2 separate regions of the Mus musculus genome follow, and region 2 is linked to region 1. Evidence: chromatin contacts called from ENCODE Hi-C or POLR2A ChIA-PET data. All regions are on one chromosome and are shown on one strand. The core of a region is the stretch at or near the end of the contact, and the rest is flanking DNA. Distances in the headings are between cores, read along the strand shown. Region 1 holds the start of Palb2 (partner and localizer of BRCA2). Region 2 holds the start of Ern2 (endoplasmic reticulum (ER) to nucleus signalling 2).

What was found. Hi-C counts contacts between places; a loop is a spot of excess contacts on that map. ChIA-PET counts read pairs that join two places held with the same protein, here RNA polymerase II (POLR2A).
Region 2: POLR2A ChIA-PET joins it to region 1 with 10 read pairs in embryonic stem cell. The contact joins the promoter of Ern2 here to the promoter of Palb2 in region 1. A Hi-C loop is called at or near these places in 1 of 37 maps with a recorded cell type or tissue (heart). POLR2A ChIA-PET finds 5 or more read pairs at or near these places in 3 of 5 experiments (all embryonic stem cell).

Annotation. Positions count from the first base shown.
Region 1 is chr7:122,131,217-122,135,264 of GRCm38, reverse strand. Palb2 (partner and localizer of BRCA2) reads left to right here and starts at 2,319. Exons shown (of 13, transcript NM_001081238.2): 1 at 2,319-2,545. The coding sequence starts at 2,498. It overlaps Dctn5 (dynactin 5), which reads right to left and starts at 2,224. Exons shown (of 6, transcript NM_021608.3): 1 at 2,084-2,224; 2 at 1,028-1,096; 3 at 95-213. The coding sequence starts at 2,131.
Region 2 is chr7:122,184,587-122,188,151 of GRCm38, reverse strand. Ern2 (endoplasmic reticulum (ER) to nucleus signalling 2) reads left to right here and starts at 1,921. Exons shown (of 22, transcript NM_012016.3): 1 at 1,921-2,089. The coding sequence starts at 2,000.

The DNA.
Region 1 (4,048 bases), core at 1,070-3,569:
ATCTTCTCATTACACATCTAAACACATGGTCATGGGCAACATCACCAGAACAGGATGGAGCCTAGGATTGCAAACAGGTAATTAAGTCACATACCCTTTGCTGAATTTTTTGAACGGTGGCCTTATGACACTACGGCTTTTCACGACACAGTGACGTCCAACTCTTACATTTGCCAGGTCTCCTCGGATGATACAGTCATTCATTATAATGGTCTATAAAGCAAAACACGTGTAAAAAATACCAGTTAAGTCCATGTCCCTGAATTCTGTTTTAAAGTACTTAAGATACTGCCTCTTCATGAGTTTTGTGTCTAGTAGTCCTAGGCACAATACAGCACAGAGAACAATCTGCCACTGCATTCTGTTCAGACATAAAAGATTTCTGGCCCTTCCCTCCACCACCACCATGTTCTTACTCATAATATTTAATGCAATGTAAATCCTATTTAAATAAAATACTGAAGAAAATGACAGAAGTGTTCACGTTCTGTTTAGAAGAAATTCCTCCCCTCTCTTCTCCCTCTGTCTAGCTGCCCTGTGTCTCCTGTGCTCTCTCCTGTTATATTTCACGTGTTACTGCCCTCCCCACCCTCTTCCTTAAAGCTTCTTTATTCCCCATCTAATGGGCCGCTCTCTAATTTTTTTGGCTTCTCCTCCCTGATCGTCTTTGTGCATTCAATAAATCTAATTTGGAGAAAAAAATGAAAACAAAGAAAGAGGGGTTAGAGAGATGGCTCAGCGGTTAAGAGCACTGGCTGCTCTTTCAGAGGTCTGAGTTCAATTCCCAGCAACCACATGGTGGCTCAAAACCATCTGTAATGGGATCTAATGCCCTCTTCTGGTGTGTCTGAAGACAGTGACAATGTGTTCATATATACATAAAATAAATAAATGTTTAAAAAAACAAAAACAAAGAGAGAGAACTGGAAATGACAAATTGGAGACAGCACTATCCCATATACCCTGCTGATACAGTGACTAGCTGAAGGCATAAGGGTAACCTCCTGAAGCTGCCTGTGCCCTTTACCTTGCCATTGAGGACGATGTTCTGGCTTCCACACAAAACAGACTGGCGACTAACTTTGTTCCCAGATGCCTAAAAGCAAACAGAAATCTGGAGTGAAAAAACAGAGGATTTCTGGACTACAGTTTCCATCATGAAAGCTCACATTGAGGAGAAAATTACTTCAAATGAAGGGCAGTCTAAAAATGAATGAGGCCTGAATGTATACTGCACCCCTACTGTCCCAGCTCTGGGTGGGGTGACTGTGAATTTGGGGTTAGACTAAACTATGAAGTGAGACTCCATCACCAAACAAACAAACAAAAACAAACTGGAGAAGGAATGCACTGGGGGGGGGGGGGGAAGGCTGTGGGCACGGCTCCGTGATAAGAGCACTCAGGAACTGAATCCAATCTATCAAAAGAGCAAGGGTAGATCAGGAACTGAGAGCTCAAGAAATGAATTCAGGATCGGTATCTAATGAGCGGTCTAATGACTGATGTGCATTCAGACCCCACTTCCATATTACGGTTTCATAGCCTTCAGTGAGGAAAATTACTTTTCCATGATCACAGACACACAGAAAAAATAATGATAGTAACCCTAACGGGGGCAGTTTACATATGTTGTATTATGAGTTGACGAATAGAAACAATAACGTCTTAGCACGTAAGCAGACTGTGAAATATTATTTTTAAAAAGGGCCCGGAGTCTGAAAATGTAATTTATATACAGAATGAATAGGCTGTACTGTGTATTCCTCTGGAAGACATTATTTAACAGGAAACTCAGGCGTGTGTATATGCACACACATAGATATATATGCATAGAAACTCTCCCACATCCACACTTTCCTCCCCCGCTACACAGCACACCCACACACACGAGATGAAGGAGAAGAGAGCCTAATGCATGCATGCACCGACTAAATAACAATCAGATGAAACACGAAGCATCTCTAAGTCATCCAAGGAAGGGACTGAGGGAACGGGAACCAGTGCAGCCGGGACGGGAGGGGCGACCGTCCAGTCCTCGAGGGTCCCGTGACTGCCAGCGGCGGCAGGGTCGCCACACGCGCACCGTCTCGATGTACTCCGACTTGTTGTACAGCAGTTCGCCCAACTCCATGGCTTCCCCCTCTCTGAACCTCAGGATCCTGTCAGTAGCTCAGGCAGACGGTGATTCCAGCTACTTCCGGTTGATCGGCCACTTCCGCTATCCCCGCCCTGGACTCTCATTCGACTCTCCTCTAGTCAAGCCTGCTCGATCGCTCGGCAGTCTCCAGCTGCGCGTGCGCAGAGCGAACAGAGGTTTTAATTGGCCAGAGCGGCTAGCGCGCGGAACCTGTGTGGCTCGGCAGGAACATAGTGGGGGTGAACTAGGTCCCCGTTCTTCCCAGGGGTTCCTCTTGGCCCTAGGAAGCCCTGGCTGGGTCCCCGTGACCACAGGCCCGAGGCTGGAGACGGCTGCTCCTTGCGTTCGGCTTCCAACCCGATGGAAGAGCTTTCCGGGAAGCCCCTCAGCTATGCGGAGAAGGAAAAGGTGCCCGGGTTGCGGGAAGGGTGACCCAGGGCTTTAGGCTGGGTTTTCAAACCTAGTTCCTGTATCCGAGGCAGTGTCCTCCTACCTACAGCCTCCACGAGAAGTCACTGAGACGAGCGCGCTGCTCGGGTGGCGAAGCTTAAAATGCAGACGAGCCAAACCCATCTTCTAGTGGCACTGCATAAATATTAGGTGTAAAACTACATATAGGTAAACCTAGAGGCCCTCTTCTCTCCCACTCCACTCCGGCCCCGTCACATAAATCTTTCACGTCACGTCAACAGCCTTATATATATACATTTTCGTGTTTGTCTGTTAGGGCTTGACCTCCAAAATAGGTTTACATTGGAGAAGGGGATGGTTATAACGTGTACTCTGGTTGGTTCTGCAGCTGGTGTTCTCCATGTTTAAGACCCACGTTGGAACAAGATGAGGGGAAGAAAATAATATAAATATTACATATAATGAACAGGTGTTGTGTGTGTGCATACAAATTTAGTGTAGTAGTTAGAAGGAGCTCTCATTTCTTTCAGGCTCAGAATATTATTCTCCTGCAAGACTTAAATATTACTTCCATGTTCTTGTGCTTTCTGTGCAAAATTAGAATTCACATTAATTTGTCTTCCTATCCTGTCTTACCTTCTAAGGGTGGTAAAGATCATTTACAAATAAACAAGATAACTCCTACTTACTGATAAGATTGAGGACAAGATAACAGGTTAAGATCAGAATTACTCATGTTGTGGTGGCCCATGACCATAATTTGGTTGCTACTTAATAACTGCAGTTTGCTGCTATTATGAATCAAAATATATATGATATGAAACCTCTGTGTGTGTGGGGGGGGTGTTAAATGGAGCAGTTATAAATGGCAGCATCCTGGAGGAACTGCTTATTCTCTGTTCAGTTTGCATATCTCAAAGGAGGATGATTATATAATAGAATCTATTTGTTAGGGTTATTGTGAGTGCTAATTGAGTCATTGGACATTAAAGTCACAAAATTCCCTAGGACTAACTGAAGCACATTATGAAAGTATCTGCCATTTTTATTATTATGTGTCTGAGAATGGATGGGGACTAAAGTGACTTTAGCACAGAAGTGCTGGAGTCCCACAAAAGTGCTGGGGAATGAGGTGGGGAAAGTGCTTAAGAAAAGTTTAAGTTGTTAGTAACTTTTTTTCTTAATTTTTAATGACCAAAACAAAAACATACCTAAAAGTGAAGCCTCTGGAAAACCCACTTGCACTTCCCTGTCTTGTATCACTCCTCACACTTGACATTGGCTTCCTGCCTGGCCTTGTGTTTCAAAGCTGGGTCTCTGAATGCATCCTTGTTGACAACAGTTTTGCCCAAGGGGATATCCAGACTCCCTTGTGGGCATGAGGTGGTTATAGTTATAAACTTTCACAGAGGACTTTATCTTGGATTGCTTGGCAATTTTCTTCTAGCCTGTGGCAGCTGTCTCTTTTGGGGGATAGCAGTCAATTCTAGCCACTAGGGC
Region 2 (3,565 bases), core at 672-3,171, 53 kb before region 1:
ATTAAATAAATAAATATAAACAAACAAACAAACAAACAAACAAACAATGGCTCCATGAGATCAGGCTGTAGGAAAGCCTGTAGGGCATTTTCTTAATTAGTGATTGATAGGGCAGGGTGGTGCCATCCCTGGGCTGGTGGTTTTGGGTTCTATAAGAAAGCAGCCAAGCAAAGCCATGAGAGCAAACCAGTCAGCAGCCTCCCTCCATGGCCTCTGCATCCACTCCTGCCTCCAGGTTCCTTCCCTGCTTAAGTTCCTCTCTGACTTTCTTTGATGACGAACAGCAATATGGAAGCATAGGCCACATAAACCCTTTCCTCCCCAGCTTGCTTTTGGTCATGGTGTTTCATCAGAACCACAGAAACCCTAAGTAAGACAGTCATTATGTCTCTTTACAGTAATAGGACAATAACTGTGATACTTAGTTTGTGACATTCTGTTAGAGTAACCTTCAACAGGTTAAGGAAGAGATAGGTAGATGATGGATAAACAATAGATAGGTAGGTAGGTAACTACAGAGACAAAGATAGAGACAGTGACAGGGAAAGGAGAAAGACAGGAAGGGAAAGAAGATCCACGCAACAGAGACATTGAGGACAAAAGCTGTGACCCAATGATACCACGATCATTTCAGGGGACATTGGCTGGGACCTTGCCTTCTACTTCATTTCAGATAGGATCTTTCTGTTGTCTTCCCAGCTGCATGTACCAGGTTAGTGTGCTCACAAGCTTCCAGGTCTCGTGTGACATCTAAGATGGCTTTCATTTATGTGTCTATGCTGTGCAGTATGTGTAAGTGTGTTCATGTGTGTATGTGGACTTGTCATGTGCTTGTGCATGCATGTAGAGGCTAGAAGTCAATGTCAAGGTGTGTTCCATGATCACTTCTCCACAAGGTGTCTCACAGATCACCAGATGGGTTAACAGGGGCCCACTGTCTTTTCTACATAGGTGCTGGGGATTGGAGCTCAGATTCTAATGCTTGCATGACAAAATATATAACTGAAGTTTTATATATATATATATATATATATATATATGTGTGTGTGTGTGTGTGTATACATACATACATATATACATACACATATTATATGTGTATATACATACATACACATATGTGTGTATATTATATACATACATACATATATATGGTTATTATCTCAGGGGAGGCCAAAGGGACTGTAAGTGAAAAGATCTGTCCCCTGAAATTTGGGGAAGGAAGGTGAAGATGCGTGGTATTGTAGCTGCGGGTAAGAGGAAAAGGAGTTTGAAGGATATGGTATACAGCAGTCTGGAGCAGGACTGGGGCCACAGTGTTTTGGGTTTCGGAGATAACAGCGCTAACATCTCCACATGTCATGTGAAGAATTAATAAAATAATAAAGAGCACAAGCATTGAGGTAAGATGTTTGAATTTTAGTCCCAGCTCTGGGCCTGAGTCTTGCCCTGAGGCAGGGGAGATGGCTCAGCGTTAAGAGCACTTGTTCTTGCATGGTACCTGGGTTCTAGTCCCAGTACCTACATAGTAGTGCTTCACGGTCATCCCTAACTCCAGTTCGTGGGGGATCCAACACCATTTTCTGACCTCCCTGGGCATCAAGTACACACGTCAGACACAGAGATACATGCAAGCAAAACGCACCATAAAATAAGGTAGATAGATCTTTTTTAAAATAAAGATTTAAAAAAAAAAAAAAGGAATCAGCACAGACCTAGGCACGTTCTCTAGCGTCAGCCTCAGTTGGTAAAAATACCTCCCAGGAAAACTCAAACTGTCCACATTTGGTGCCAAGGTGGAGGGGACTGGGTGAAACGTGGGTGCGATGGAAAGGGCGGGGTCCACCACAGGGTGAGGTTTCACCTATGACTGCTCGGCCAGCTGGCTCGGGAGGTGGGGGGGGGGGGCGGGGGGGCGGGGGCGGAGTCTCCCGTGGAGAGAGCTCCGCTATTGCCTGAGGCACTGAGGGAGCTGGATGGAGACTTTGTGGTTGCCCAGACTATGGCGAGACCAGTCCAGAGATTTCAACTGTGGTCTCCTCTCGGGTTCCTGCTGCAGCTTGTGACGTTGCTGGGGAAACTCGGTCCACAGGTGAGCGCAGGGCCAGGGGGGGCTGGAGGTGTAGCCGGTCTTTCCCTTGGGCTCAGTTCTCCCAAAAGGACCCCTAGTGAGTGAACCCCTCATAAACCTGGCTGGGGAGATGTACCTGCCCAGCCTCTTCTGCAACAGGGAAAGGGGGGAGGGTCACGTGGGGAGGAGACAGTAGACATGAAGTCAGGCCTCTAAAGCCGGTTGAGGATCCAGTTTTCTTGGAAAGGATGGTCCGCTTAGGGGCTTCTGCTGAGAAACTGGCTGTGAACCCATGGTTCAGTCCCTGGCTCTTTGTGATGCTGCTTCCCTTTGTGTGTGTCTGGACCGCTCTTCCCTACGCTTAGAAATCTGCTCCGACCTGCCTGCTGGAGGTGAAGCGTTCTCTCTGCCCAGCCTGGGCTCTAAGTGTCCACTCCACCTGAAGTCTCTTCACCTTCTTTGCCCCTCACCTCCAGCTAAAGGGACAGCTTAGGATTAGACCCCGTGAGCTCTCTCTAACTCAGGCTAGTTGCCTGAATAATCATAGCTGCCAATAAATAATGGGAGTTTGATGTAGCCAGATCCAACATTGCTGGAAAACCTAGAAAATATGAATTTTAAAAATAAAATTTTTAAAAAATAAAAATTTCAGCCTTTAATTAATCCCAGACCTTGGGAGGCAGAGGCATTTCAGATAGCTATGAGTTTGCGGCCAGCCTGGTCTATTGTAACAAATTCCAGGACATCCAGGACTACATAGAGAAACTCTATCTCAAAAAATAAAAATATATAAAAATAAAAAGTTAGGGTTTAAAAAAAGAGCTGTTAATATTGGACATATTATTATATTTGCTAATCCCAAAACTCTGGAGGCAGAGGCAGGAGAATTGCTAACACTTCAAAGCCAGCCTGCTCTACATAGCCAGCAGCAGAGCTACATCAGAAGGCCTTGTCTCACAAAACAACAACAGCAACAACACAAAGATAATTAAAAGCAATGCTTTAAGCACTATAAAGACCAAACAAAATTCTTTTTGGGACAGCTGATCAGCAGGCAGCCTTTTTTCTGACCCATCTCTCTGTCAAGCTGCAGATGGAAAGACTGAGGCCCAAAAGAGAGAGGATAGCTGGTGGGCTCCTGACTCTCCAGCAAATACCACTGGCTACACCCAAGACCCGAGGGTCCTGAAGCAGGATGTGGCCCTGGCAGGGGTGCGGCTGGGCCACCCGGATCTTAGGGTTCCTGCCCTGAGCTCAGCCTCACCCTGTTTGCTCAAGGAGGGCCAGAGCTGTTAAGCGTGCCCAGTAGGGCCAGATGTAAGGTAGCTCCAAGCCTCCTTCCTGCATCCATCAGGGGGACTACAGAGCTTGGCACCAAAAGCAGCTGAGCCAGTCTGGGGAGGCAGAAAGGGTCCTCCAAAAACAGGCCCACGTTTGACTAAGGAGAAGGAAAGCAGACCTTGGAGGAGACTCTATATCCCATTTGTGCCATTCCTG